Linked DNA regions of Homo sapiens: region 1 is linked to region 2. Evidence: chromatin loops called from intact Hi-C (ENCODE). Cell type or tissue: HepG2. All regions are shown on one strand. Links, peaks and the distances in the headings refer to the core of each region. The heading gives the core; the rest is flanking DNA. Region 1 has its middle 140 kb from the start of MIR5702. Region 2 overlaps IRS1 (insulin receptor substrate 1).

Evidence for each region. Peaks named below come from ENCODE experiments on the same cell type or tissue, not always from the same donor. Only the 100,000 strongest peaks of a DNase experiment are listed, where the experiment ranks them.
Region 1: a loop joins it to region 2, with 11 times the contacts of the local background. A loop is called at or near these places in 1 of 110 quality-filtered maps.

Annotation. Positions count from the first base shown.
Region 1 is chr2:226,506,326-226,521,913 of GRCh38, reverse strand. No RefSeq gene overlaps it. Among named protein-coding and RNA genes, the nearest start is that of MIR5702, 140 kb to the left of the region's middle. In HepG2, for the core only: no CTCF peak of the experiment used is centred there; a DNase peak (open chromatin) is centred at 6,333.
Region 2 is chr2:226,724,548-226,740,135 of GRCh38, reverse strand. IRS1 (insulin receptor substrate 1) reads left to right here. Exons shown (of 2, transcript NM_005544.3): 2 at 3,886-8,824. Among named protein-coding and RNA genes, the nearest start is that of IRS1, 67 kb to the left of the region's middle. In HepG2, for the core only: no CTCF peak of the experiment used is centred there; DNase peaks (open chromatin) are centred at 6,765 and 7,115; H3K4me3 peaks cover 814 bases.

The DNA.
Region 1 (15,588 bases), core at 4,250-9,249, 220 kb after region 2:
AGAGGACCTGAGAAAGTAGGCATCTGTCTCAAGGAATTAAGTTATTGCTTCAAACCAAGTCAATTGAGTGGACTAAAGCACAGTTTTATTTTCCCCTCCTACCCATTAGATGGGTGTCATAAATGATCAGATTATAGGTTAGATTATATTTTTCAGTTATAGAGAAAAAAAGTATCTTATTAAAATTTTTTACATTTATGTAGAGTGTAAGTAAATTGGGTCTTCTAGTACACAGGGAGATTTTATTATGCAAAATGGGTTAATATAACTTGGATTTTTGTCCTCACTCAAATCTCCTGTTGAAATGTAATCTCCAATGTTGGAGGTGGGGCCTGGTGAGAGGCTTTGGAATTATGGGAATGGATCCCTCACCAATGGCTTTGGCCATCCCCTTGGTGATAAGTGAACTCTCCAACAGTTCACAAGAGATCTCTGAACACACAAAGAACACAAAAATTCTGTGGCACTTCCCACCCCAACTCTTTCTCCCTTTTGCTCCTGCTCCCCCTACATTCTTCTGCCGTGATTGGAAGCTTCCTGAGGCCTCACCAAAAGCTGAGCAGATGCTGGTGCCAGGCTTGTATAGCCTGCAGAACTGTGAGCCAGTTAAACCTCTTTTCTTTATAAATTGCTCAGACTCAGGTATTTCTGTGTAAGAATGCAAAAATGACCTAACACAGGGATTCACATACAAACTGGTACTTAGTAGGCTTCAAGAAGAGGCAACTCTTTTCCTGGCCTGCCAGTTCCTAGACTGTATTCTAACACCATATCCTCTCTGTGCTCACCCTTCACTCCTGGACACTTCCAGGGTTCTCTTTGCTTCTTAGGCTAATCCAGAAATAGGACAGGGATACATTTTTAGACTACCTCCCCTCCAAACCCTCCCTTTGTCCAGCTTTCAAAAGTCTGGCTGTTAGTGAGGCCACAGGGATATGCCTGAATCTCAAGGGAATGATCTGCTCTGTGCTCACGGTCCTAATTTGTGATGTAGGCCTGACCTCTGGCTGGGGCTGGTGAGTCTTCTTTCATTCAATAAATAGACTGTATGAGCAGTGGTATTGCACCTGGGAAAGGAAACTAGACACACAATTTCCCTTCATGAAGCACCCAGTCTGAAAAACAAACAGCAACAGGGACAAAAGAAAGATGGGAAATTAAACAGGTATTCTCCACACCGAAACTGTTTTAGAGGTGCAATAGAGGACAGGAGCACTTGGCAAAATATGAAAAACTGAAATGATTTATTTAGGTTGAACTTTCTATCATTACTGTGAGACTGGGACTTTCTAAATGTCTTTAGCAACAAGATACCACGAAAGATGAGAGAAAGAACATTTAACAAAAATGAACTTGTTCAATTTTCTATACCCTTGACTGAACACAAGACTTTCTTATATAAAGAACTACTTTATACAATAACAGTGGACCAAGTAGAGGATGGCATGGAATAACATAAATCTCTCCCTCAATTTGGAAAAAAGAAAAGGAGTTTTCCTGTTGGTCTGTGATATGGTTTGTCTCTGTGTCCCTACCCAAATATCTTATTGAATTGTAATCCCCAATGCTGGAGGTGGAGCCTAGTGGGAGGTGATTGGATCATGGGGGTGGTTTCTCATGGTTTAGCACCATCCCCATAGTGCTGTTTTATGAAGAGTGCTCACAAGATCTGGCTGTTTAAAAGTGTGTGACACCTCCCCCGACTCTCTTCCACTTGCTCCAGACATATAAGACATGCCTGCTTCCCCTTTGCCTTCCATCATCATTGTAAGTTTCCTGGGGCCTCCCCAGCCATGCTTCCTGTACAGCCTATGGAACACTGAGCCAATTAAATCTCATTTCTTTATAAATTACCCTGTCTCAGGTAGTTCTTTATAGCAATGCAAGAATGAACTAAAACAGTTTGTGTTGTCATCTTTGGCTACAATGGAAAAAAACATGTTTATACACAGTAGGGAAACGAACTCCAAGTACATCCGTATTTATCCAGGAAATAAGCGCAACATGTGGAACTCAAACTTGCCTTCATCTTATTTCCCAGTCCTTTGCTGTTTTGCCACTTTTGGCTACCCAGTTTCATCAACATTGGAGGCCCACCCAGGGGATCTTGGTGTCAGCAAGAAAAGATGCAATTTCAGTTAGGCGTAAACATGAAAATTTGTTTTAAATGTGTGAAATCACAGCTAATGGGATTCCAGACATTTCTCTGTAATGTGCAATGGAATTTATAATAAGATGCTTGTATAAAACCATGCTACTGGAACAACTGGGCTTCCAATTTATAAATAAAAATCTAAATTAAATATGAAGATACTTAATAAGAATGCATGTACACTGTTTCAGAGCTTAAATTTCTACTTAATAATGTACTGTGAATCTCTGTCACTGCCAGTAAATACGTATCTACCTTTTTTTTTCTTTTTTGAGATGGAGTCTCTCTCTGTCACCCAGGCTGTAGTGCAGTGGTGCGATCTCGGCTCACTGCAACCTCTGCCTCCTGGGTTCAAGCAATTCTCTGCCTCAGCTTCCCGAGTAGCTAGAACACAGGTGCCCACCACCATGCCCAGCTGATTTTTGTATTTTTTGTAGAGATAGGGTTTCACCATGTTGGCTAGACTGGTCTGTAACTCCTGACCTCAAGTGATCTGCCCTCCTTGGCCTCCTAAAGTGCTGGCATTATGGGTGTGAGCCACCGTGCCCAGCCATATCTACATTTTTATGTAATACTTTAGTATTACATCTTATGATGTAACTGTAGTTTATTCAACAAATCCCTTAATTTTGGATGTTGAAGTTATTCTGATTTTTTGTCAGTATAAGCAATTGTGCAATATCTTTGTGTAGATATGTATACATATGTGTATGTGTATCTTTGAGAAATTATGTGATTATTTGCTTAGACTAAATTCACAGAATAGCAGTTGCTGAATTAATGCATTTAAATATTTTCAATGCTTTTAATATATGTTAAAAATTTGGTCTCTAAAAATTTTGTGTTAATTTATACATCTACCAGCTGTCCATGCATATGTCTGTATCCCTTACCCTGACCAACACTAACATTTATTATTTAAATTTGTTTTCAACATCTGAGAGTGAAAAAGGATGTCTCAATGTCACTTGTATTTGCATTTATTTGATTTCTGTTAAGATTGATGACTTTTTAAAAGGTTTATTTCTTTATTTGGGAATTGCCTGTTCATATCGGTTGCTCATTTTTAAAATTGCTATATGTAGTAGGTCTAGTGGTGGCCCCAAAAAAGGTAAGTCTATGTCCTAGCCCCCAGAACCTGTAAATATGAACTTATTTGGAAAAAGGGCCTGTGTAGCTCTATTAAGGATCTGAAGATAAGATCATCCTATGTTATTTGGGTGGGTCCAGAATCCAATGACAAATATTCTTGTAAGAGACATGAAAGTATAAGACATAGACAAAGAGAAGAAGGCCATTAAACAAAAGCAAAGGTTGCAGCTTTGCAGCCATAAGCCAAAGGACCGCTGGAGCCACACCAGAAGTGGAAAGAGGTAAGGAATCTCTCCACTAGAGCCTTCTGAGGGAGTGGGGCCCTGCTGATACCTTGATTTGGACTTCTGGTCTCCAGGACTGTGAGAGGATAAATTTCTGTTGTTACAGGTTGCCTAGTTTATGGTAATTTGTTATGGTAGCCTTAGGAAACTAACATAGTGTATTTACAGATTTTTTTAAAAACTGACCACAATTTACATTTTAAGATTATTAACGATTTTTCTGTTATGTATGTGACAAATACTTTCCTCCTAATTTTTTATTTAAAAAATTTTGTTTATGTTTGTATTTCTCCATGGAAATTAAAAAGTTTTTTTTTCCTGTGGTCTTTTAAAAAATGTGAATAAACTTTGTGTTTCAGAGCAGTTTTGGAGGCACGGCAACATTGAGAGGAATACAAAAATGTTCCATATATACTCTGTCCTCACCCATGCCTAGCCTCCCCTACTGTGGTCATCCAATACCACAGTGATCCATTTATCACAATAGATGAACCTGCGCTGGCACGTCATTACCCAAAGCCCATGGTTTATATGAGGGTTTACTCTTGGTGTTATAGATCCCATAACTTTTGACAAATGCATAATGACAGATATTCACCATTATGGTATCACACAGAATAGTTTTACTGCCCTAAAAATCCTCTGTGCTCTGCCTAGTCATCCTTCTCTTTTCTACCAAGGAACTAATTTTAGTTTACCCATACCTCTCAATCATTTTTTTAGTGTTTTTGCTTTTGATGATATTTTTAGAATGTTTACAAATGTACCTTTAATTAAACAATTAATGGTTTCACCTATGACATTTAAATTGTGATTACTTAGAATTTATTTTGGCATAAGGTTTCCTAGAGAGGAGAATACAACCTTCCACATTTTGTTGTATGTTTTGGTATTTGTTATGTGAAGAAAGTATTTCTTTCTTCATAAACTTGATATATCAAGTGAAACTAAGTCTATTAATGCAGTTATTGCTTGTTGGACTTTGAATTAAATTCCCATCAGTGATAACTATATGGTGAGCATGAAGGAGGCCAAAAGACCATTTGAATGGTTAAGTATGAAGTATGTCCATAAGGGACAGTTCACCTAGGATGGGGAGAGACTGGCCCTATCAGTCATTCCTTTTGGAAAATAGTGATGTTAGGTGCTACAGGAGAAGGTGAGTCTCTTAAACCAGCCTTTGTTCTGTTCCACTATAACCTGTGCACTTCCTACTGTCATCATTCTGGGACCTGGAGTGAATGTAGGCCTGGGTTTTATGCTGCTTCAGTTTTGAGCATACTTACATTTACAGTCCACAACAAAGGTCATTTGTGTTTACTTGAAAAGTATAAGAATCATGTACTTTTATAACACATTTTGTCATTTGAAAAATATCTGTTACTCTTGGTTTTCTAAAAAATGTTTTGTTAACTCATGATTATTCTTTCAATGAATTTCGGATCATTCGTCAAGATCCCACTCTCTACCCTCATCTCCACAACAAAAATTGCCTAATTTTTATTTGGAGTACCTAATATTTATAGTTGGAAGGGAATTGACATCTTTAGAATATTGAAACTTCCCATGCAGGAAGACTCATTCATTACATAAGTCTTCTTATATAAAAGCATTTTGAGTCCCTGAGTAAAATTCTGAGGTTTTTATTTTTTTAATGTGACCCTTTAGCACTTATGTTTAAGTTTAGTTGAAAATATTTAAGATGTTTGCATTTAGAAGAGTGTATTTTATATATTACATTAAAAATGGTAATTACCAAAATATTAGATAGTATTAATTTTTCTTTGTTTTATGTTGATTCTAGTTGAAAATGATGAATCTATATCTTCCTTTCAAATATTCATATGCCTTGCTTGATTTACATGGCTGATTGTATTAGCTAGTCCTTTCAGAAATTAGCTTATAATGGTGAGAGTGGGCCTTCTAGCTTTATTTCTGATTTGAAAGGAAACACATCTCATGTTTCAGTAATGGGGACATCGTTACATCTAACTCATAATCAAAGCATATTCTTCCTTCAAGCTTCACAGATGCTGTTCTAATAGTTTCATTCTGCTATAATAGTTTTTGTTCCCCCTTTGTCTTTTGTCTCATACTTTTACAATGCAGGAACAGTCAAGACTTAGAGTTTTCAGTAGAAGGGTAAGTTATTTGTCTTTGCTCCTGTCCTTGACCTTGTTGTCTCATATCTTTCTTGGATTTTCAGATGAGGTGCAGGCTGTTCTACACATTACTCCATTTCTAGAAGGCCTTCATTTAGTGTTTTAGTGTATCGCTACTCTGGTGTTATTTTCCTTACTCTACTGTTTTGGATAATAATATTAAACATAAAACAAAACAGTACTACGCAAAAGTCTGGTTCATGCCTGCCTCATTCATAGCAATTTGCTTTGCTTACTCCCAGCATTGATTGTGCCTGGAAGTAGATTCTATCTTTTCAGAGAAATTCCCAGGGGTCCACGTGCAACCTGCCTGTTCTCTGAGAGGGGGAAAGCCTCTCTGTCAAGGAGCCTTTATTCATTCACTATGCCATGTGTTTAAGCCTTGATATGTGTTTCACAATCCAGATCTAACCCCCTTATAATTAATGCCAGTTCCTCCTAGATTCTGGTTTTAGGTTGACTATCAATCTTAGTTTTTCTGTGTGTTGTCAATGTGTCCTCTTTTGCCCAGTGTTCGTTTGTATTTAATGAGAAGATGGGGGAGGCTATGCTGGGAACTGCTCACCATACATTTTTTTGTGTTTGTCTCATGTATGTTTACTCCTAGAGAAACCTGTTTATATTTAACTTATCCTGGTCTAATTTCATAGGTTAAGTTTGGTCAAAACATGTTGGTTATATTTCAAAATCTTGTACTCTGATCTCTTTGAAAAGTTTGCAGGGTCATGTTGAGTCATTCACTAGAGACTGTCTGGAGTTTGTTAATTATAAGTAGTTTAAATAAAATCTCTCCTAGGAATAAATGATAGGAACAAAGGATAGGACAACAATGGTTAAAAAGGGGGCTAATTCTGAAGAGTTTCCGGGTTGCCAAGCTATTTTTCTCCTTTTTAGTACTTACCACTATCATGATTAAATTATTGTGTAACTAGTTGTTTAATGTCCAAGTGTCTCTTTTAATACAAACTCAATGAGAATAAAGGCTGTATCTGTCTCTTTCATTGCTGTATCTTCAGCATCTAACAGAGTCTTGCCCATGAAGTGCTCAAGTCATATGTATCAAATGAATGAGTAAAGGTTACCGCTGTGTCTATCCACTCCCATGCCACACCCCAAAAGACATACCTCAGAGGAAACACTAGCATTTAGTAGAAACTATTTTCTTTAATTCTGACCAGATAAATGAGTCATGACTGACAATAACTTATGCAGCAAAGAGATGCATTTTTTGGACTTACATCCTGAGATGAGAAGTGCTAAGACAGAGATGATCAAGAAGAAAGATCACAATTATTTTAATTAAAAATTGAGGCTACCCTCAAAAATGTTTGTAAAGTTAGTTTAAAAAACTAAAATGTAGCTTAAAACAATACTATTAGCCACCCACATGTGTTTGTAAAATCTTTTGGATATATAGACTTTTATGCAGTGATGGTCAGAAACAAAGCCATTGCATGCTTTTTCCAAACATTCTCAAATTATGGTCTAATGTCTTAAATCATAAGAAGTACCTCAAGTCTTAAAGTAAGCATCTCCATTTGGCTTGATGTATGTTTAGTCTATTCCTTCCTGGCAAAAATATTTTAGTGTAAGTGTCCGAGCATAAGGATGACAAAATGTTTTCTTTCCTACTCATTTGTGTGGTCTTGTTTAATAAAAATTATACAGAAAAAACTAAGAATTTGTTCAGGGGGAATATATATGTATATATGCATATATATATGCAGATACATATATATGCATATATATATATGCAGATACATATATATGCATATATATATATATATGCAGTTTACTTAGCATTAAGAATAATTCATGAAAAGAAAGATTTCTAAGTGAGAAAAAAACAAGAGACCATTTCTTTTTTTCATTTACTGTTCTAGCTATTTAATAGAAGTTTGCCTCCTTTCATTTAGAAAAAATGAAAACCTTCCAACAAAAAGAAAATAGTTTTAATATTTGTGAATAATTTTATATATAATACTTTAGCACTTTGTCCCTCACTATTTAATAATACATAGGTGTGGATTTGTTTTCACTCTTGAAACTTTTCCACTGTATGCCTATAATGTTATTCTTATAATGCTAGTACATAGGTAGATAGGAAGAAAACTACTTTTAATTCAGAAAGTATGTACTGAATTCTTCTTATGTGCATAATTTGTTATGGAGTATTCTAAGAAACTTATAACGTAAATATCAAGACAAGATGTATTCATGTGGAATAATTATATGTCCCCGTAAAGCAATGTGTGACAAGCTATTCTAGTGAGCAGTTGGGATTTGCTATAGAAGTATAGAAAAAGGAATATCCCAGGAGGCTAGAAGAGATGGTGTGTGCCCTATAGTTTAAACATAATATGGATCTTAAGAAGAGTAAGTTTAGATAAAAGAAATGAAGGGAAAGGCCATTTCCACTCAGGAAAACAGGATGAGCAAAGATTTTCAGTTGAGAGTGAGTATAGGACAGAAAACTTGAGCTGTGGTGAAGCTGGCCATGAAGGGTGGGCCAAATTCTGAAGCATTTTGAGGTCCAAGCTTCTGAATTGGGATTCTAGTTTTTAGATTGTGAAAGGGGAGTTTTGTAAAAAGAAAGAAAATGTTAAAATTTAATTAAATTTGGAAGCAACATGTAGGGTAAATGGGAATATAGAAGGAGTAAAGACAGAGTACATATGGTATATCTAGAAGTGACAATTCTAGGATTACAGTTGTGGAAGTGGATGGAGGCATCTGATATGGTTTAGCTGTGTCCCCACCCAAATCTCATCTTGAATTGTAGTCCCCATAATCCCCATGTGTTGAAGGAGGGACTCAGTGGGAGGTGATTGGATCATGGGGGCAGGTTCCCCAATCTGATCTCGTGATAGTGAGTGAGTTCTCATGAGATCTGATGGTTTTATAAGCATCTGGCAATTCCCCTCCTTACACTCACACTCACTGTCTCCTGCTGCCTAGTGAAGAAGGTGCCTGCTTCCCCTTCCACCATGATTGCAAGTTTCCTGAGGCCTCCCCAGCCATGTGGAACTGTGAGTCAGTTAAACCTCTTTCTTTATAAATTATCCAGCCTTGGGCAATATCTTTATAGCAGTGTGAGACTAGACTAATGTAGTGGCCATTCTCTATTTGGTTGTCCAAATAGAAATGTCTCTAAGACGGCTGGAGATCGAGGCTGAAATTGCCCAAGAAGACAAAACAGAGACACAGATCTGAATGGTCAGCAGTGAAGCAATTATGAAAATGAAGAGAAATTGTAATGATAAAGATATGATGTTCTAGATAGAGGACTAAAGACAGAACTTTGGAAAATTTGCCCTGTCAGTTGCTTGGGGGAGGAGGAAAAAGTGGAAATGAGTGGTGGGAGATAGGGATAAAACCTAACGTCAGTCAAGTACAGTGTCAGAAACAACAGGTGTTCCCTGCCCATGATTATTAAGTCAAGTCTGAGGGCTATGAAAACATTTTGAATTTGCCAAAAAGAAAGCGGCTGGGCGTGGTGGCTCACGTCTGTAATCCCAGCACTTCGGGAGGCTGAGGTGGGCGGATCATGAAGTCAAGAGATGGAGACCATCCTGGCCAACAAGGTGAAACCCATCTCTACTAAAAATACAAAAATTAGCTGGGCATGGTGGCATGCACCTGTAGTCCCAGCTACTCAGGAGGCTGAGGCAGGAGAATTGCTTGAACCTGGGAGGCAAAGGTTGAGTGAGCCAAGATTGTGCCACTGCACTCCAGCCTGGTGACAGAGTGAGACTCCGTGGGGAGAGAGAGAGAGAGAGAGAGGAAGGGAGGAAGGAAGTAAGGAAGGAAAGAAGGAAAGAAGGAAGGAAGGAAAGTTATTTAGCCTTTGTGGGGAGGCATATTTGGGTAGAAGAGTGTGGACAGAAGTAAGATTGCAAGGCACTGGGGAGAGAACTGGAGTAGTAGAAATGAATTAATGATTGCATGATGCTGGTTTAAGAAACTTGGCAGGGAAAAGGACAGAGGCATGGGTGTAATGAGAGAAAACAGAAGGGTCAAGCAAAGACATTTTCAAAATGGCTAAATAAGTGAAATGTGCAAAATATAGAAATTTAGAGGGAAAGCAGCTTTTGAAGATGGCTGGGGGTGACGGAATGAGGATAAGAACTGTGCACTGACAGGAATTGAGGATGCAGGTGCAGCGTTCCTTACCTTAGAGAAGGATGACATTTATTTCACAGCATTCAAGCGCAGGGTCTAAAGGAGGTTAGGTGAGGAAACTAAGGGCTTATGGCCTTATAATAATCGTTATTATTATTGCAGGACAATAAGGGCAGGAATTTGCTGGCAAGAATAGAGAAAAGGAGTGAGGAATAGAAATATTTACATAGTAAAGTCTCGTATATCAGTCCCACATTTAATTTATGTGAATATTACCAAATATGCTTTGGAAAAAAAAAAAGGCAAGGTAACCCATGCCTTGGGTTTCACATGGATAAATTATTGAACCTGTTCTCCATGTAAAGCATGATTTAAGTTTTTCTTTGGCCATAAAATGAAATCATAGTGTATCTCGTATGGTGGACACTGCAATGTGCACCAAGATTCTCCTTCTGCATTGAAGAACATATTTCCCCTGCTGCTAGGAATGCTGCCAGAAAACACTCTAGCTGTCATTCCATTTTGGAGATTGTCTTGGCTGAAGAAATTTGCCTCACCCAAGGTCATAGCCCTTTCTGGATGGCCACATCCAGTGAGCGATCAATATAGGGTGTAAAAACCTGACCTTCTCTCTCCAGCAGGGAATAAATCTGAACGTCCAAGCTCCAGAGCTTCCCACAGGGTTTGCTGAATTCTTTATTAATATTGTATTCTGCTCTCATTCCTTCCATTTAGCAGGTGCTCAAGATCACTTCCTAAACATCCGTTATGTTAATCTATGTTTGAATATCTGTTTCTGGGGAAACCAACCTGCAACAGTTGAAAGACTTATTCCTCCACGTGCAGTAAATGCTACTAGCAGACAGCTGTCAAATGTCAGGCTCCTTTAATTTGTCTCAGCTGAAGAAAACTTTCTCTACCAAGTCATAGCTCCTTCTAGGCACAGCCCATGTTCCATGACTGATTGATGCAGTGTCATCCTCGCTTTACCTTGGAACATTTCTGATAGGCCAGTCACATTCAAATCTCCCCAGGGCACTGGCTGAAACCCTAGTTGAGACCGCATTGCAACCCAGCTTTTCCTTCTGTCCAGTTCTCCTTCCATCCCTTCCCTTTAACGGGTGCAATTCCAAGGGCACCCAATCAACCTTCTGCATGCTAAGGTCCATCTATATGTCGGCTTCCTGTGAAACCTATCCTACAATATCTTGCTATCCCATATTATTTTTTAATATCGATTTTTACCTTGGCAAAGTATTCCAGTAAAGGTTCATTGTTTTATTTGACCCTGGAACTAAATAAGTTGTTAAATATATCTTAATGCTTAATGTTTTCCGTAAAGAGGTTTTCCTCCAGTGCTCATGGTTTAGGTTTTTGTTTGTTTGTGTGTTTGTTTGTTTGTTTTGACAAGACAGAGTCTTACTTGTCCCCAGGCTGGAGGCTGGAGTGCAACGGAATGATCTCGGCTCACTTCAACCTCCACCTCTTGGGTTCAAGTGATTCTCCTGCCTCAGCCTCCCGAGTAGTTGGAACTACAGGTGCGTGCCACCACGCCCAGCTAATTTTTGTATTTTTAGTAGAGACCGGGTTTTGCCATGTTGGCCAGGATGGTCTCTATCTCTTGACCTTGTGATCCGCCCACCTCGCCCTCCCAAACTGCTGGGATTACAAGTGTGAGCTACCGTGCCCGGCCTCATGGTTTAATTTTTAAAGGTCTGCTGATAATGCCACCTGGTTTAGGATATTTGTGTATAATATTTTCCTTCATTAATTTCAGTTATCAAAAACTCTTACCTTAAACTTTATTTGAGCTTCTTTTTATTAAGTTAAATTTCTAATTGCTTGATACCTTTACAGGATATTAGTCAATACATGTGCCTGGTTAGCCACAATATCTAGAAGATAATTTCTATTATTCTTTTACTAAATACTGAACACAAATTTCTATCACGCTGGTAACTTTAGCTGAGAGTGGCAGAAATTGCTGGTTGTTCTTCAGTATCTATTTTCCCTTTATTATTTAGTTATAGATTTTTTTTCTTAAAAACGGAGAGCATAATGCTACTTTGTTAAATATTACACTTCCCATTTTCTCTTACAGCTAGGTATGTCCATGTGACTAAATTTTGGGCATTTGGAATGTGAGTGGGAATGGTGCTTGAAATTTCTAGGGAAGAACAACTGCCTGCTCTTGGATGTAGTCACAATGGCAGAAGATAGAGGAGTGGACCATGTTGAGGATGGCAGAACAAAACAGATAGAGCCTGGCTTCCAACACAGGCCACCATACTAGCCAAGACTTTTACATAGGAAAAAAAAAATGAAACATCTATCTTATTTAAGCCCTTATTACTTTGAGTCTCTCTAATAGGAGCCAAATCAATTCTTTAATCCTTTAAGAATATGCATATCTGCAAGATGCTTCCTAATGTTATATTCATGTAATTAGTTAGTAGCTTGCCAATAGGTTGGGAAATACATAAAGTCTTCTAAAATTATGTTTATTAACATGGGCTATATGTGCTCCTATGGGGAACTGATAGCTTGCCAGAGTCCAATTATTTGCAGGATCAATATGACACATAGTCCCCAAGTGTTGACTTCACTCAGAGTTTAATAAAAAATAATTTCAAAAATTCCCTAAGGTAAATAATTTTAATATTCATACAGATATATATGTTACATATATTTTATATATAACTATAAATATAATTATATAGAGATAGATGTTAAGGTATAACTCAAAATTATCATAATATTTTAGGACAGATACAAAGTTTAAAAGACATTTAATGCTTGAAGTGTGCTACTTTCTACTGTGTTTACCATCCAACCAGTGGGCTCATGTTCCCAATCCCTTTACTTTTATGGTACTTAGTGGAGAAGTTTTTGAAAAACACTTGCCTCTGCAGATATTCTGTATCAAAATCAGGAGCTCTCCAGCTGAATCAAAATGACCTTTTCCTTATTTACATCAGCATTTAATTTTGTTCCACATGGGTTATAATACCATTAGTTAAATCAATGCTTTGGTATTTTAGAAACATCCTATTTTAGGAATTTTAGAATGAACTTCTGTGATTTTTTTGACTTTATTATTTGAATGCTTCATCTACTCTTATTACCATTTAAAACAGAGGTCTTATTTATTCCAGCTCAGTAGTTATACATGACTGAGTCTGGCTCAGACCAGGGAGGCCAATTTATTGTTTTTGGCCGTCCTTTTCCAACTTTGTTATTCAAACCCCTGGGTTGCTACATGCTAGTTTTTGAGTGTCTGATAGTGTTTGAGGGATTCCGAGAAGCAGAATGTGAGAATGCTGCTTGGGCTCTAGTGAGTAATATAAATTTTGGTATAAAGTTAAAAATGCAAATATAAGTAGGTTTTCTTCCTGATTGGAATTAGACTTTAATCTAATTAGAATATTATTTGTAATATTAAATCTAAGAGCTAACAATGGGGATGAAGAGCAGAACAGATAGTTGAAGATGTTTAACATAGTTTTGAACACAGACATGTTAGGGTAGCTTTGGAATGCTGAACAGAACCAATGAAGTAGCTAGCACTTACAAAAGCCAGGTAGAATGGCTTTGCTCTGTGCCCTTATGAAATGGGTTTATTTGTGAAGGGGATGGCAGAGAGGATGGGAGAATGCTTTAGCTCCGATACTTACCATCAGCAAGGGGTCCCTTTTCCTTAGCCCAACAACTATTGGAATTAAAAATTGGAAAACAGGAAGCCATTATTCTATATTTGTGCTTTCAGATCAACCTCAGAGCGTGGGCTTTATGCTGAGCAACATGAGGAGTTTACAGGAGCAAACAAATGGGCAAAGGGGCTTATGAAACAGAACAATGTAAAGCCGCCAGTGCTCAATTGCAAAAGTCCATGGAGGTTGCATTTGGAACCTGCTGGTCCATTGATCACAGTACTTGGGCAAAGTCAGCTGCAGCTGAGGAAAAGCCTAGAAAACTGAGGTGCTGTGAAGGGAAACTTGAAGACTCTCCAGTTATGTTTTAGCAACCCAGGAACAAAAGCTATCCCTTACCTAGAAAAAGAGAGTGGAGAAATGAGCAGTCATGGGGGGCGTCATCTGCCACGGAGGAGCTTGAGCAAGTTGCTGGTCTGCTCTGGGTCTGGGTTTTTTTTTTTTTTTTTTTTTTTTTTTTTTTTTTTTTTTTTTTTTTTTTTGCCGTTCTATGATGTTTCTTGATGATTCAGCTAGGGTACTTGTCTTACAACCGTAGACACCCATCATGCCTTCTTAAGCAGAAAAGCAATTTACTGAAAATGCGTGTCGTCGTTTACAGAATCTAGATGAATGCCGAAGGAGCTGGGCGAACTAACATGTACAAAAGGAAGACAGGTCCCTCCCCAACACTCCCTCTTCCGGTTGAATTCAGCGTTTGTACCTTTTGCTCAAGGATCACCTTTCAGGAAGACAGTCTGATTTGCCTAGTTTGGGTCACTTGGAGAAGGTTGGGATGGGCTGTAGGCTTTGCTTGACAGACCCTCCAAACTGTATTCAATGAAGAAGACCCAGAAGGAGAGATGTATATTATCTTTGGTCACTTTGCAGTTAATTTACAGCACCATTCTGGCTTTGAGTGTTGGTAGTTATGTCATCCTGGGCAAGTTAATTAAAATCATTTGTACCTCACTTTCCTCATCTGTACTGATAGTACTTAATTCAAATAATTGTTGAGAGTATACATTGATACAATTCTAAATTTTAGGCTGGTGAACGGAACATAGTAAACATTTAATAAATGCTCTTTGCTTTCTCTTACTCTTTGAAAGGAAGGATTGGTATATGGTTTAGGAAATATCACGAATACCTGTAGTTATGTTCTTCTATGCATGGATGGGTTAATGACTCTTATATCTATCTATGCTTGTCGATTTCTGAATGTTTCATTATCAATAGATGTTTATGAGTATTCCTTTAAGTACATGGTGCTAGAGATACAAAAATGCATAATATGTTGTTTCTCCTTAAGGGAAATCATGAAATGCTAAATAAAAATAAGGTAATAAATATAAAATACATGTAATATTTTCAAGTGCTATCAAAGGTTAGAGTGGTTATATAATTTTTTAAGATTTTTTTTGTTTGTTTTTGAGACAGGGTCTCGCTCTGTTGCCTAGGCTGGAGTGCAGTGGTGCAATTGCAGCAGCCTTGACCTCCCGGGTTCAAGCTGTCCTCCCACCTAAGCCTTCTGAGTAGCTGGAACTAGAGGCATGCACCACTACACCTGGCTAATGTTTGTAGTTTTTGTAGAGAGAGGGTTTTGCCATGATGCCACTGGCTATACAAGCCATTTGCTATATTTTTACATTGCAAAAACCTTTCCCCTCAGTGTGGATTGCCTGTGTATTCTCTTAATTAATGGAAGTTAATTCAATATTAAGAAATAAATTATTATTAACTTTAATACAATTTATCAGTCTTATATGATTCTTTTCTGTGTCATGTGTAAGATATCTTTGCCTACCTCACATTCATAGGTATTCTATCTTATTTTAAAAAGTTTTATTAGCTTGATTTTTTATATTTTGATGTACAATCTATCCAATATTGATTTTTGTTTACAGTTAAATGGGAGTCAAATACATTTGCTCCCCCATGAGTATCCATCGATCTAGTACTATTTATTGAGAAGAGCACCTCCCATCTGTACTGCAGTGTTACCTTTGTAATAAATAGGTGACTGTATTTATGTAGGTTCTGTCTCTGGACTCTATATGTTTCATTTATTTGTTTATCCTTAGATA
Region 2 (15,588 bases), core at 3,998-8,997:
CCACTTGATATTTGCAGTGTCTTCTCTTAAGGAAATGTTTTGCCTTTTTGTTTCCAGTTTCTGCCTGTTACAAATGAATTTTTGCATTTGTAAAACTTTGTAGCAATATTTGCTACCTCTGGTCTGTCAATTGTCTCCCTTCAGTCAATTGAAGTGGTGTATATATAAAGTGTATTAAACATATGTACGCCTATGCGGGCTTTTCCCCTGCTTATTCCAGTCTTTATCATTGTATTTATGCTTATTGCATTGAATGACTGACTGCAAGACCCTAGTATGGGCATTGCTTTTTTCTTTTTTAAAAAATATATTAAGTTACGCAAATGTTTGCCTTTTTTGAGTGAGTTGCTTTATTCAAGTTCAGCCTTGCTTGATTGTGAGTATGTGGAGCTAGGGAGATACAGACAGATGAACTTTAGTCTCATTAAGCATATGTTGAGGTCTGTCTCTAAAGTGAGGAGACTTCCTTTCCAACAAACTCATCAGAGCAAGTGTTGTACACAACTCTGATTTTGGAACTTCGGTTTCGGAACTCTTTGGCTTTAGATAATACCTCGCTGGGAACAATTACCCAGCTTAATCAGTCCCATTATTCACCATATTTGGCTCTCAAAGCTTTTTGGCTGTCTCCAAAGATCAAACGTGTCCTCAGAGGGCTAAGACTGGCTGCTATAGAGACTATTCAAAAGAATATGCCCAAGGCTGAGCAGGCATTCCAAAAATGCTGCAAACAATGGCTGCATGACTGGAATAAGTATGCAGCCCCCAAGTTGGCTGTTGTGAAGGACAGTTCTCACTGAAGGATGTCCATGTCATTATTTGGTAGCTAAACTTTATGTGCCTACACAGATACACACACCCTGTACAAAGACAAACAGGTGTGAACTTCAGACTTTCCCTTTTGAGACAAGTGTTGATCAGGACTTAAGATAAGGGGCTTTGAAAAGTAGTGTGCTAAGTAAGACTTTGGAAGGAAGGTGTCGATGCACTTGATACGTCCTTTTATTCCCTGCTCTTTGAACATACTTGTGGATAATGACAGAGATCATTTCCAAGTGGCCCAAAGCAACAGATTTCAGCACCCAGTGAAGCCACCTGTTTTTCCCTCTCCTCACAGGGCCCTGGGTCTCTGTCCTTATGCATCCGTGCAGGTTGGTACGTGTGATGATAAAAGAGGGTACAGTGTGTTCCTGTACTAAGCTGTTTACCCACCCCTTCTGGAGAAGAGCCAGATATGAAATGAAAAACATACCATATGCCCTTTGCTTTCTCCCCCATTTTATGTTCGGCAGTTTGTTTGTTTGTCACAAGTCCTTTAATAAAGTGTGGCCTTCCTGCCTAATTAGAGGCCCAGAGCTGTGAAGCTCTGTTAAGCGCTAATCTAGAAATTCTGGTGGGAACATTCCTATATGCATTCAGGAGAATCTTGACAGTAAATAAGAGATCTGGAGCTTGTTGTGGGGAGTTTCCTAGCATACCAATGGCTTGTGAAGGGACGGGCTTTCTTTTCATTTGTGGACACCACAATTGTAGACACACAGAGTAAATCCTGTTTCTCTGGCAATTAAAGGGGCAAACTTGGAATGCTTCCTTTTTTGTTTGTTTTTATATTGTGATCGTCATGCCAAGTCTTTATTAGTGAGTTAAAAATACAGTTTGTTTACCTGTCTTTTAGAGGCAGAGTTAATATTTAAAAATAAATAGAAATCTCCTAAAACTAGAGTCATCATTTGGTAAACTTTGACTTATCAGAAAACCATTGCGTAATGAATGATGACTGATGCCAGCCATGATCATTCCCTTCAAGAGGAGACAGAGGGAAAAAGATATGAGGTTGGTCCAAAAGTAATTGTGGTTTTTGCAATTTATTTTATGGCAAAAACCGCAATTGCTTTTGCTCCACCCTAATATATCGGTCCACACTTACGTTGCGTGTATTTTGGAAGCTGTCACTATCCTTGTAGGTGATATGCATTATTACTGCTACATCTTGACCTTATGTCAATGTAGCATGTCCTTGTTGTCTCTATAATTAGATAAAGTCCTCTTAGCTTGTCATTCAAGGTTCTTCACCATCTACCTCAAGCTACATTTGTAGACTTAATTCCTTCTATCCCTCCTTAGATATCTTGGGGTCCAGTGAAGCCACATCCTCTACTTGAGCCTGCTCACGGCTACCATCTCACCCTGTAGGACCTTGTCATATGTTCTCAATGGGAAGCGTCCTTTTCCTTTTCATTTATTTAACTCCTATTTATTAAGTACTACCACGTGGCAAGCCTTGTGTTATCTTCTGGGACTGCAACACCAAAGCAACATAGACACAATCCCAGTTTCCACATCCCCACATTATTCTTTTTCTTCCAAAACCAAGCCAGGTGTGTCAGTGAGATGCTCCCCTTACACCCCTAGCTGGGAGGATTCTTTCCATCCTCCATGTGTCTAGAGCTATTGCCCCCATGCATGTATCTTGGCATGTACTGATGTCTACTTCACATGCCATGTATTTATGAACAGAACTTGCCTTCCTTTCTAGAATTACTAGAAGGCAGGGCTTCCAACAGAATCCAGCTTTCTACACTTCCTAGTATTTAGTGCAACCACGTACTCATTCAACAAGTATTTCTGATCTACTCTCTGCTAAATACCCTTTGATGCACTCTGTAGATACTGATATTTATAGATAAGTTTTGAATGCATGAAAAACAAGGACCTGTAAAAGACTAGGTAGTGTAATACTTGAGTAAAAGATGCTTTATGAGGTTGAAAAGGAACCAACCCAAATGTCCAACAATGATAGACTGGATTAAGAAAATGTGGCACATATACACCATGGAATACTATGCAGCCATAAAAAATGATGAGTTCATGTCCTTTGTAGGGACATGGATGAAATTGGAAATCATCATTCTCAGTAAACTATCACAAGAACAAAAAACCAAACAGCGCATATTCTCACTCATAGGTGGGAATTGAACAATGAGATCACATGGATGCAGGAAGGGGAACATCACACTCTGGGGACTGTTGTGGGGTGGGGGGAGGGGGGAGGGATAACACTGGGAGATATACCTAATGCTAGATGACGAGTTAGTGGGTGCAGCACACCAGCATGGCACATGTATACGTATGTAACTAACCTGCACAATGTGCATGTGTACCCTAAAACTTAAAGTATAATAATAAAAAAAGTAAAAAAAAAAGAGTCTTCACTCTGAAGGGGAATCACGGATAGTGACCCTTTAAAATTTACCTTCTTGACTTGCAAAGAAGAAATGCTGTGCTTCTGCCTAAATAACTTATTTCTATTAGACGTAAATCTGAATCTTTTTGTTTTCTTATTTAATGATTCAGTAGGTCCGTTTTGCTTGGGTCTCCCTTTGCATCTAAAATTCTCATGTCAAACAATGTTTGTGCACATGAAAAATTGATTTCCGATTTTGTCATGTGAAGCTCTGCAACTTCAAATTCTAAAATCTGCAGCTGACTTTCAACCAGAAGGAGATACAACACAGACTGACTACAACCCGCTCATGTCGGATGGTCATTTTACATAGCAACTAATGATGTATGTTTTTGCTTCAATCACAACACCAAAGAATTTTCTATTTTTCCTTTGCTAAACCTCTGAAACATCCAGATCATGTTGATTTGTTTACAGATTCCACATTGATGACTTTTGGTTAGTGATTTCTTTAGACTCTTGCATTTTGAAATAAATAAAAAGCTAAATACAGTTTGTTGATCATATTTAGGTGGACAGTACTATTTGTGCCTGTAACTTCAGTTTATGTGACGCTGCCCCTTGTAAAAGAAAGGTTCTAAAGTAGTGATTGTGCAGTTTGAGATACCTGTGGTGCTGAATTCTTTCCTTTTTCTTTTCAGAATGAAGACCTAAATGACCTCAGCAAATCCTCTTCTAACTCATGGGTACCCAGACTCTAAATATTTCATGATTCACAACTAGGACCTCATATCTTCCTCATCAGTAGATGGTACGATGCATCCATTTCAGTTTGTTTACTTTATCCAATCCTCAGGATTTCATTGACTGAACTGCACGTTCTATATTGTGCCAAGCGAAAAAAAAAAATGCACTGTGACACCAGAATAATGAGTCTGCATAAACTTCATCTTCAACCTTAAGGACTTAGCTGGCCACAGTGAGCTGATGTGCCCACCACCGTGTCATGAGAGAATGGGTTTACTCTCAATGCATTTTCAAGATACATTTCATCTGCTGCTGAAACTGTGTACGACAAAGCATCATTGTAAATTATTTCATACAAAACTGTTCACGTTGGGTGGAGAGAGTATTAAATATTTAACATAGGTTTTGATTTATATGTGTAATTTTTTAAATGAAAATGTAACTTTTCTTACAGCACATCTTTTTTTTGGATGTGGGATGGAGGTATACAATGTTCTGTTGTAAAGAGTGGAGCAAATGCTTAAAACAAGGCTTAAAAGAGTAGAATAGGGTATGATCCTTGTTTTAAGATTGTAATTCAGAAAACATAATATAAGAATCATAGTGCCATAGATGGTTCTCAATTGTATAGTTATATTTGCTGATACTATCTCTTGTCATATAAACCTGATGTTGAGCTGAGTTCCTTATAAGAATTAATCTTAATTTTGTATTTTTTCCTGTAAGACAATAGGCCATGTTAATTAAACTGAAGAAGGATATATTTGGCTGGGTGTTTTCAAATGTCAGCTTAAAATTGGTAATTGAATGGAAGCAAAATTATAAGAAGAGGAAATTAAAGTCTTCCATTGCATGTATTGTAAACAGAAGGAGATGGGTGATTCCTTCAATTCAAAAGCTCTCTTTGGAATGAACAATGTGGGCGTTTGTAAATTCTGGAAATGTCTTTCTATTCATAATAAACTAGATACTGTTGATCTTTTCTTCTGTCCCCTCCCCCCACCACTTCTGTAAGTTTCCTGCTCTATTCCCACCATTTTTTTCTGTGCACACATTATGATATATTTCATTTCCTGCATTGTCTTGAGAAAGATGGTAAGGCAAGTGAGCTGTTGCTAACCAGAAATTAAAATTCCAGTAAGTGTTTTTCATTATGACCAGGGCTATGTGTCACCTTCCCTAAGACTCTTACCTTATCTCATATTTTTTGAGAACTTCCAGTGTTACATTATTTAACTGAATGTAATTGGCCCATTTGCCTTGGTGGGTGCTGGCCTATTAGTGATTAGTTAACAAAACACAGCGTACAGAGAGCACAGAAAAGCTTAATGACCTGCTACTGAAACACCTAGCCAGCAGTGAAAATGTTAATTCTTTTCTTGTTTGGAAAGTATACACGTCTTGGAATTTTTTCCACGTGAAAAACAAATGGCAATGAATGCATTTAAAGATATTGCCGACAGATTTTTAAATCTTTTTACCAGGAAACTTCCTAAAGGTTAAATGAATTAATGCAAATATCAGGCTCCCTCTGAGTCTGTGGGAGCCTCTATCTCTCTATCAGGAATTCGCATCCCTACTATTGGGAGGAGCAACATTTTATTTCTCTGAACGCCTAAGCTCCCTGGGTGGGAGTGGGGACTACAAGGTAGGGGCCAGGGTTGGAGGGCATTGTAGTGGCTGCTGCCTCCTGATGAACTGTTTGGGGACCCCAGCTCTACTCAAAAGGGAGCGGAGATAAATGGAACCCCTCACACTGCTGAGGCCCGTGTTACTGTTCATTCAGCCAGGTGGCATGTACCTCACAGACTGTTGTGCAGTGTCCGTTATTGCAGATTTTAATCATTTGCATGCTCATCAATTTCTAAGATAAATAGGGTCTAGAGTCATAAGAATCCATTGTTTTCAAGGAACTTGCAGAATTACATCATTTCCTATTAGTAGAGAGCACTACCCATTTTGAAAATCTGATATGAAAGTTGTTTTTTACTCTTGTAAAAAAAGACTTTCTTAGTCAAACTAACTTTTCATATTTTCAAGCATTCTGATTCATACTCTTGCTAGTGGAAGAAGAGAGCAAGCTGCCCTGCTCTTTTCCTTTGAGGACTGAAATAGTTAAAGAGAAATCAATGAACAAAGTCACTCCCAACCATTTTCCTGTAAAGCTGGTTATTATTTCTCAAGGAACCTACACTTTGAATATGTGTTACCGAGATACCTCTACATGTGGAATTATCAACATGTTTTGAATGAGAGCAGAAATGAACAGACTGGAAAAATCTATCTCTTGGTTTCTATTTCTCTGACTTTTTGAGTCGAAAAGCATAAAGGTAGAAATTCTTATTTAAGCTGCTTCTAGTGGTGCCTGAGCTGGTTTTGATGGTGGCATCAAACTACCGATTTAAAACTGGAAGTTGCTGGTACTCAAACCAAAAGTTCATACTCTGGCGACACGAAGGGTTTCCTTTGAGCAACGTCAGCTGCTGAGTCCTTGTGTTCAGTTCCCATTGAGGAGAGTTGGCTTTTATCCATTTCAAAGCATTTGTAGGCCAGCCAAGGGCTTTCATTATTGAGGCTTCTAGTGGCCTCTGGTTAACCTAGAAGTTAGTGGGTTTTTCTTGATGACACCAACCTCTCACAGCGTTTTTCCTTAGAGACTTAAGCAGAGTTTTAAAATCCTCTTTTGCGAAAAGAACAAATATGTTTTATGACTTTGATGATATCTTCATTCTGGGCAAAAGAATGGCCCTAGAACCAGCTAGAAGTGAAGAGAATCCATTAATGATCAACCACCTGAGTCAATAATGAGAAATCAGTACTGATGTTACATTTGTGGCTATTTCTTGCTGACTTTCAAAGGTCAAGGACTCTTGACTAATCCAGTGACTGCAAAAATGGATCTACTAAAAGTCATCTAGCCAGAAGTAGAGATTTTTAACCTTTCTTTCCCTGGCTTTTGTCTTCTAGCTATCATTTAAATTTGAGACATTTGAAGTATTAAGAAACAATTTTTCTGTATGGTAAGAAACAGTATTTTACAATACTGAAGCCCTGTTTTATTCAATCTTGCATCTTGAATACAATATACCACAAAGTCGGAAACTTTATATTTATTTACTGCAGGTGGTTAAAAAAAGGGGGGAAAGGGTTTCACCATCCACTGACAACGAGAGCCATGACAAATAGTATCCATGTGCAGTCTTCCAACTGCTGGTGACAATGACCCCATATTTGGTCTCATGCTGCTTTTGCAGAGCACTCTGTAGGTTAGTCCATCACACAAGGAGGCCCTGAATCCAGACACTGTGAATTAAGACCTTGGCGGGGAGAGATGTGACCCTTTTGGTAGGAATGGGAAGAAGAATGGGTGGAAGCCAATATGAAATTTCTTCTTTGCAATGACTTGACAGGGGAGTTAATGTTCCTAGGATGCCATGAATGATGAATGTTAGTTGGAGGTAATGCTGTATATGTGTGTGTGTGTGTGTGTGTGTGTTTGTGTGTGTGTATATATATGTGTGTGTGTATATATATGTGACATGTGTGTGTCTTTGTGTGTGTGTATATATATGTGACGTGTGTGTGGGATGTGTGTGTGTATATATAGATGAATATATACAAATATATAGATATATACACACATATATAGATATATATACACATATATAGATATATATACACACATATATAGATACACATATGTGTGTGTGTGTATATATATATATATATATATATAGATGTATAGGCTTGTGAGAAACTTGAGAGGAAGAAGCATGCTCTTCTAGGAATGTGAGGAAATATGACCTTGCCAAGACTAAAAGACCTCTAGACTGTGAGCTCAGTTATGGAGAACAAAAACAGCTTCATAGTGAGTAGAACACCGAGGATAAACACTGGGGCCATGGGTCCTTTCTGAGGCAGCGCCACAGAAGATCTTTGTGGTCCTTCCGTAGTTCTGTAAGTCTGTCTCCTAAGTATGGGTAGAGAATATGTAGCCTGTTGTGTGTCTCCCACTACTTGTAAACAGAGCATCACATTAGGGGCAGGGAGGAGGTGGAATGATATTGGAGGTGCTTAACCCTACTCGAGGAATTAATTATGAATAAAGAGCTTATAATTAGCTAACATGACTAGAAAACACATGACTTAGGTGGAGAGTTAGCTTTCTTTTCTAGTTTGTGTATGACTTGCCATTTGTGACGTATACACCAAAAGATCTGGTGTTTTAGACTTCTGCCATTCACTTGGCATTTAAATCTCTCTTTGCTTATGCTGTTAACGAGTATGCCATAGGATAGGACAAATTCAGTAAACAGGAAAACTTGTCCATATTTGCATAGACATTTGTAGGGTTTTTTTTTTCTTTTTCTTTTTAGAACTTCACCATTGGCTTAAGAATGTAGTTCCCAAAACAATTTTTTCTTGCAAAGTACTTTCCTTACACCTCTTGGCTACAGGGTGGGCCAAATTAAACATATATGTATTTTCATTTAATGTATGTGCAGTTTGGTTTATCATCTTAAGATGGTGGTGCTGCCCCGGTGCTACTTCATCTGTGTACACAAAGACCAATGCATGGTCTGTATTGCTACCAAAACATTTACTGTATATATGTTTATAACATGTATTATGTATATATGTAATGGGTGCCAGGCCAGGTATATATTTTTTATTTAGAAGTGTTTCACTTTTCCAAGTTTTCTTTATAGTGTTATGCTTATTTTCAATTTTTTTTTTCCTGATTCTGTCTGGTACTTAGAATTGTAGTGTCTTCATCATCAATTAAAGAAAACTGTCTAAATGAATTCATGGATGTAAATATTAGTGGTCCTTAATGTCTTTGATTGCTGGACATGAAACAAACTGCCAATTAAATTTTGCGGAGACATTTGATTGGGTAAGAGCAGTGTATGCTGTTTAACATGCTTTCCTAAATGATTTTGGAACAGATAGGTGGGCCTCACCCTATCACTCTTCAGTTGGCTTTCAATGGCTAAGTGTATAAAGAAAAAGACCTCAGTCAAGGTTTTAAGCTGCTTTTGATGGTAGTGCTGGCAAAGGTAGAGGGGAGAGGGGAGCAAAAATCCATCCTCTTGGTGGAAAGGTTTTTGTTCCCTTGATATGCATACTTGAATCTTTAGTGTGCACACAGATCTCTTAAAGAATTTGTTCGGCCGGGTACAGGTGGCTCACGCCTGTAATCCCAGAACTTTGGGAGGCTGAGGCGGGTGGATCATGAGGTCAGGAGTTCAAGACCAGCCTAGCCAAGATGGTGAAAACCTCTCTCTACTAAAAATACAAAAAAATTAGCCGGGCGTGGTGGCAGGCACCTGTAATCCCAGCTACTCGGGAGGCTGAGGCAGAGAATTGCTTGAACCTGGGAGGCAGAGGTTACAGTGAGCCCAGATAGCGCCACTGCACTCCAGCCTGGGTGAAAGAGTGAGACTCCATCTCAGAAAAAAAAAAAAAGCAGATCGTCATCTCAGGGCCTGGGGCCAGGCCTGAGATCCTGCACTTCTAACCAGCTCCCAGAAGAGGCCAGTCCTGCTAGTTCCAATGACACTGAGTACCGAGGCAAAGCAGTTGGTGTTTCTCAGGCCTGGCTGCATATTAGCATGATCTGAGTGGCTTTAGAAAACACATCCATGGCCAGGCCAACTTAGGAGATGCATACTGATTAAATTGGTTGGAGATGGGGCCTGGACATCTGTTATCATTGTTGTTGCTGCTGTTTTTCATGCTTCCCAGCAGATTCTAGCAAGTGGTGAGTGCTAAGAACCAGTGCTGGAAAGAGTTACCCAAACTTGTCCGATTACTAGAGCTGCTATTAGAAATCCTGATTCCCTGGAGTGGTCTAGGAATGTGTATCTTTAAGCAGGTGACTCTTCTGCTTGGAAAGTTTGGGAAATACTGATTTCTGTACAACTGGAGATTTGTGGGTCATTTCTCCACTAGAAAGGATAATAACACCTATAATTTTTGAAAATAATAAATCATGTTGCCAATATTGAAGCAGTCAAGCACCCCCAACTTCTGTGAGCTATCTTGCTTAAACCATTTAAAATAGAAGATGATTGATGTGTCCTATGTTTCAGGGCAAACTCACATTATTGGACACTTTAGTATTTAAGGCTGAGCATGGTGGTTCCCGCCTATAATCTCAGTGCTTTGGGAGGCTGAGACAGGAGGATCACTTGAGGCTAGGAGTTCAGGACCAGCCTGCAGAAAAATGTGAGACCCTATCTGTAAAAAAAATTTAAAAATTCAGCCAGATGTGGTGGTGTGCACCTGTAGTTCCAGATATTTGGGAGGCTGAGGTGGGAGGGTTGCTTGAGCCTCTGAGGTTGAGGCTGCAACAAACTATGATTACACCACCACACTCCAACCTGGGCCACAGAGTAAAATCCCATCTCAAAAAATATTAATTAAAAAATTTAATATTATTACAAAAATTTTTATGAGCATGATGCTCCGCTGAGAGTATAAAGACTGACTTTTCCACCCTTACTTGGTGCACCAGGCTAGAGGGATCTTCCTTCTGTTTGCCAGTGTAAGCGATATTTTTATTGTTAAGAAGCAGCACACAACATGATTTAGTAAATGCTTAAAGTCATTATTTGATCTTCACTTTATATTATCTTCCTCCATTTATACTTAAACACTGATTTTTCCCTCCCAATGGTATTGCAAAGCAAACATCACTCTAATCCCTTTGAAATTATATGTAAACATCAATAATTAGTATTAATTTGAGGGAAGTTTAGTTGGAATGTATTAATGGTGCAATTTATAGCATAACTGTCTTATTACCTTTACACATATACAGAAACAAAATAGCAAGTAAAATGTCAATGAAAGGCCTTTGAGAATTAATGGTCAAGGAGAATCTGTAATTACCTCACTGATTCTATTATAAACAATAGCAACATTTATTCTGCATTCATTGTGGGCTAGCCACTAGGATTTATATCAATTATTTTATTTTCCCAGCAACCTAGAGGTAGATAAGGAGTAAGTCTGTGGTCACAGGCTGCTGAGGGGAGGAGCTTCTTGCCATACTGAGGACTTCTTTTTTTTTTTTTTTTTAGACAGAGTCTCACTCTGTCTCCTAGGCTAGAGTACAGCGATGGGATCTTGGCTTGCTGCAACCTCAGCCTCCTGGGTTCAAGAGATTCTCCTGCCTCAGTCTCCCAAGTAGCTGGGATTATAGGCGCATGCCAACATGCCAGATAATTTTCATATTTTTTATACAGACAGGGTTTCACCATGTTGGCCAGGCTGGTTTCGAACTCCTGACCTTAAGTAGTCCACTCGAGGGCAGGACCCCAGCCTCCCAAAGTGCTGGGATTAGAGGCGTGAGCCACTGTGCTTAGCCTGAGGACTTCTTGATGGTTTATATTCTCATTGACACCGCTGCAAATTTCTGGTTTCCAAGTACTTAAAAAATAATTTTCCATTAATTAAAAACATTGTTACTCCAGCTGCCTTGTGTGACAAATTCGCTGAGCAAACATCATCTCACAGAAGCCTGAAAGTAAAGCTCTGTCCAACTGATAACTTTCACCCTACGAGGTAACAGGGCCTTATTCTATTTATTTCCATTCTTTGTCTTGGTGTCTAGCTTAGATCATTTGTGTCAAAAGTCATTTTCTGGTTCCCTATTGATTTTCCCAATAAGTGCACCTCTTTTCAGCAACACGATTGAAATATCTGGCTTTATTTTAGGAACACACAGGACAGTAGGTTAAATGTGAAAGCCACATGAAATCCTAACAGCTGTTGTTTTAGGCGTTAGGATTTATGTATTACCTCCTGTAAACCCTTTTAAATGAGAACTTCTACTATTATCTGTTAGGGATATCAATGATTAGAAAAATGGCCAAGATTGGCAATGGGAAAAATGGGAGGCGGATGCTTGGGTATCATCTGAATTGAAGAATGAGTCCTCACCTGAAGTGAATGAATGATTGAAGCTCTTTTCTGATATACACTCAGTGTTTTTCAGAACTTGAGCTGCAGACCACCTATATCAGAGTTTCTAAAGGGCTTAAAACAATACAGATTTTAACAAGGGCTACAGGAAACTATATTAATAAATGGTTCCCCAATAACACACACACACACACACCCCTTCTCTCTGGGGTTGTTCTACACCTGACCCTGGAGGAACACGTTATTGGAGTTCATTAGGCAATATCCTATCTGCTTCCATTTCTATGTTAGTTGCCCCAAATCTCAAGGACTAAAGTCCCATAATTGTAAATGTGAGAGAAGAAATGATACAGGTGGAGTTCCTCATTGCTCCCAAAAAGCAAACAATCCGTAAAGTAAAAATTAGTAAAATTTGTCTAAACTTATGTAGGAAGTAGCATGAAAATAAGGATATTAGGTAAATTTTTGTATACAGCATCATACAGAATTTTCCTAATTCTATAAAATAAGCATATATATATATATACATGTATAGATATATATATGTAAATGGAAGACTCTGTTCCAAAATATTAACAAGTGGTATGTCTGATGGCATTGTGAATAATTTTTCTTTTCTGTTTTTCTGTGAGTGTTTATAATAATCATATCTCTTTTTATCTGGAGAAAGAAAATAATAAAATATTATTTAAAAATACAAAAGGGGTTGGATGAGAATCTTAGTGAACCCCCACATTTAAACTTGCTACTCCATAGTCTATAAATCAAAGATCATTCCCTGCTCTGACCCAGAGGCCAAATCCAGCCTGCTGCCTGTTTTTGTAAATAAAGTTTTATTGAAACATAACTGCACTCATTCATTTACATATTGCCTGTGGCACCACGACAGCAGAATTGAGTAGCTGCAACAAAGACTGAATGGCCTGAAAAGTAAAATACTATTTGGCCCTTCATAGAAAATGTTTGCTGGCCCCTGCCATAGCTGTTTTCAAGAAAGAATTGGGATCTGAGGCAAACCCCCTTGCCCTGGGCTTCTGAAATTCTCCCGGACCTGCTAAAAAAGTTATCCTGGAAGATGTTGGAGCTTTGTTGCTGCAATTACAAGTGCTGTTGGATAGAGTTTATGATCCCCTCTGACTCCTTATGCAATGACTGTTGAAGTGCTAATAGGACTTCTTAAAAGTGTTTATCTACAAACACCAGAACACTATTTTACAGCTGGGCAAGTAAATACAGTTCAGCTTAATTAGAGTAGAGCTAGGATGACTTTTTTGTTGATGCCTCAATTTTTCTAGATAAAAAAACAAAAACAGTAGAAATCATTTAGAGTGGTCCTTTTCAAATAGACATTGGGTTTCCTCAAGGGTCCACAGGAAGTTCAGAGCAAACTGTGGCACCCAGAGTGGCAGGACCTCACCCCATAGGAGGGACAATAAACAGGCAGGTCTTTTCCATTCTTTTTTTCTAACTTATGATCAGCTGCAGTGCTGAGAATAGAGATGAGTCGCAGGAAAGTGAATTCTGTCCAGGAAGACAGTGCATGGTAACCTACCAGAGGCGGATAAAATATGTGGGGATTATTGGATTTAAAAAAAAAGAACCATTGTTCTAAACTGAGTCACAGATAAAATAGGAAGGTATTTCCTTGGCATTTTCATCATAAAATCCCACTATTCATTCATCACACCCTAAATTCTAGAAGGGGACTTGTCCAAGGTCACCCAGTTAGAAAGTAGGATTCCAACTTAGTTTCATTAATAATCCAAACACACGGAAACTGAAAAAGAAACCATGTTCTTTAAAATCCTGGTAAACATTTACGTCACTTGGTTGACAAAAAATGCCATGGAGAATCTCTTGATTTTCAGTTTTGATGCTCCAGGCACAACTTGTGCCCCTCCCCAGGTCCCGCTCTTTAATCCAACTTCCTTCTCCAGCGCTTCTGAAGGCTTCTGGTTGAGTCAGGATGGAAGTGCTCCTTGGCTGTCTCGTATTAACCTCTTAACACTCAACTCTTAATTAAAAGTTTTTCCCTACCCTAATGGGGTACACGCTGCTTCTCATTTGCTTTTCACAAAAAACGGAAGCCAAATACACACACACACACACACACACACACACACACACACACACCCTCACCCCACCCACACACACAGCCAGCCACACACACAAACACATTCCACCCATACACACACACCCACAAACACACCCCATTCATACACACATACAATTCGAGGAGGAAATGTTAATGATTTGTCTAAAACAGCAACTTTTGTGTTTTTTTCTTTTTTTTTTTTCATCAGCAGGGTGTTTCTGGTTTAAATTCAAAGGTTTCATTTAATTACACATCCTCCTCTCCTCCCCGCCACACACCAACTATTCCAGTTAGGAGAGTCCCATCCCCCATATGTGAAAAAAAAGATGTAGAGTTCTGAGTCTGGTTTACTTCATCTGTTGAAAAATAAAGTAAGTTTGGCTGAGCTAAACAAACTTCTTCCTGAATAGAGTAACCCTCCCATGTCTGTTTGCCGAAATGTTTGACAGATGGAAATCTGACGGGGAGCATTTCTTTTAATGACCGTGTGAAAACTTCAGATCTTAGTTTTGTCTTGCCACTAACTAACTGTGACTTCAAGCAAAGCACTTCTTTTCTCTGGCTCTCCAGCTCTTTGTTTATAAAATAGGAGGGACATCTGATCTTAACCTGGGGTTCAGAATTTTCTCAACGCTCTCAAATTGAATGCAATTTTTTTTTTTGTGAGTGTAGCTGTGTCCATTTTTGATTCCCGGGGAAAAGGGATTGTGACTTCCAGTGAATTCACCAAGGATTCTGTGATTGCAGAGAAATGGTTTGTAAAAGCATAACATTTCATGATTTTGACATTTGATGCTAAACTTTCAGCTACGCCTCCTGAGCGGGTCAACTGAGACACCAAGTGAAGAAAGAAGTCATCCTCCTTAGGACAGCAGGCTGTGAGCCAGCATCCCTTCCAACTCCACGGTCAACAGCACATTACAGGGACAGGCAGAGAGAGGCCACAGGTTCAAGCAGGAGACGTGTTAGTTTAGCCGTTTCTTTTGGTTGTTGGTATTAGCTCCTCAGACATGTGTATCAGAGAAAAAAGGCTGTGGTTGGGTTTTGTAGTTTGTAGTTGTAATAAAACTCTGTGTTTGAGTTTAAAAGAATCATGACTTTTGTGATTCCCTATAACAAGTTTTATAGAATTAGGGACTGCCCTAGGACAAGAATATTAGGTCAGTGAAATTTGTCCCTATTCTTTCTCCTCTCATTGCTACACCTTGGCTGAGAGTGGGTACTCCCCCTTACCAAATGCTTTCACGGGACCCAGAGTCTTTCTGGAATGGAGAATACATATCTGACAAGCTCATTATTTTTTCCCAGAGGTGTATGAAATTAATGTATTAGCTCCCAGGTATTTGTCTCAAAAAGAAAACCTACCCTGAGGGAAGAAAGAGAACATTTTAGCAAAAGGGGACTGATTGCTAATGGTGGCATTTTAGGTATCAGTGTGGGGACATATTTTAGGGGGAGAGTTGAGACATATTTAGCATGTTATAGACAGTGAGCCTTGCAAACTATTATGATGAAGTGGTCCCTTTCCCTTCCATGTCATTAAAAACAAACAAACAAACAACAACAACCAAAAAAACTGTACTTTGAGCCCAGTTCAGTGGCTCACATCTGTAATCCCAACACTTTGGGA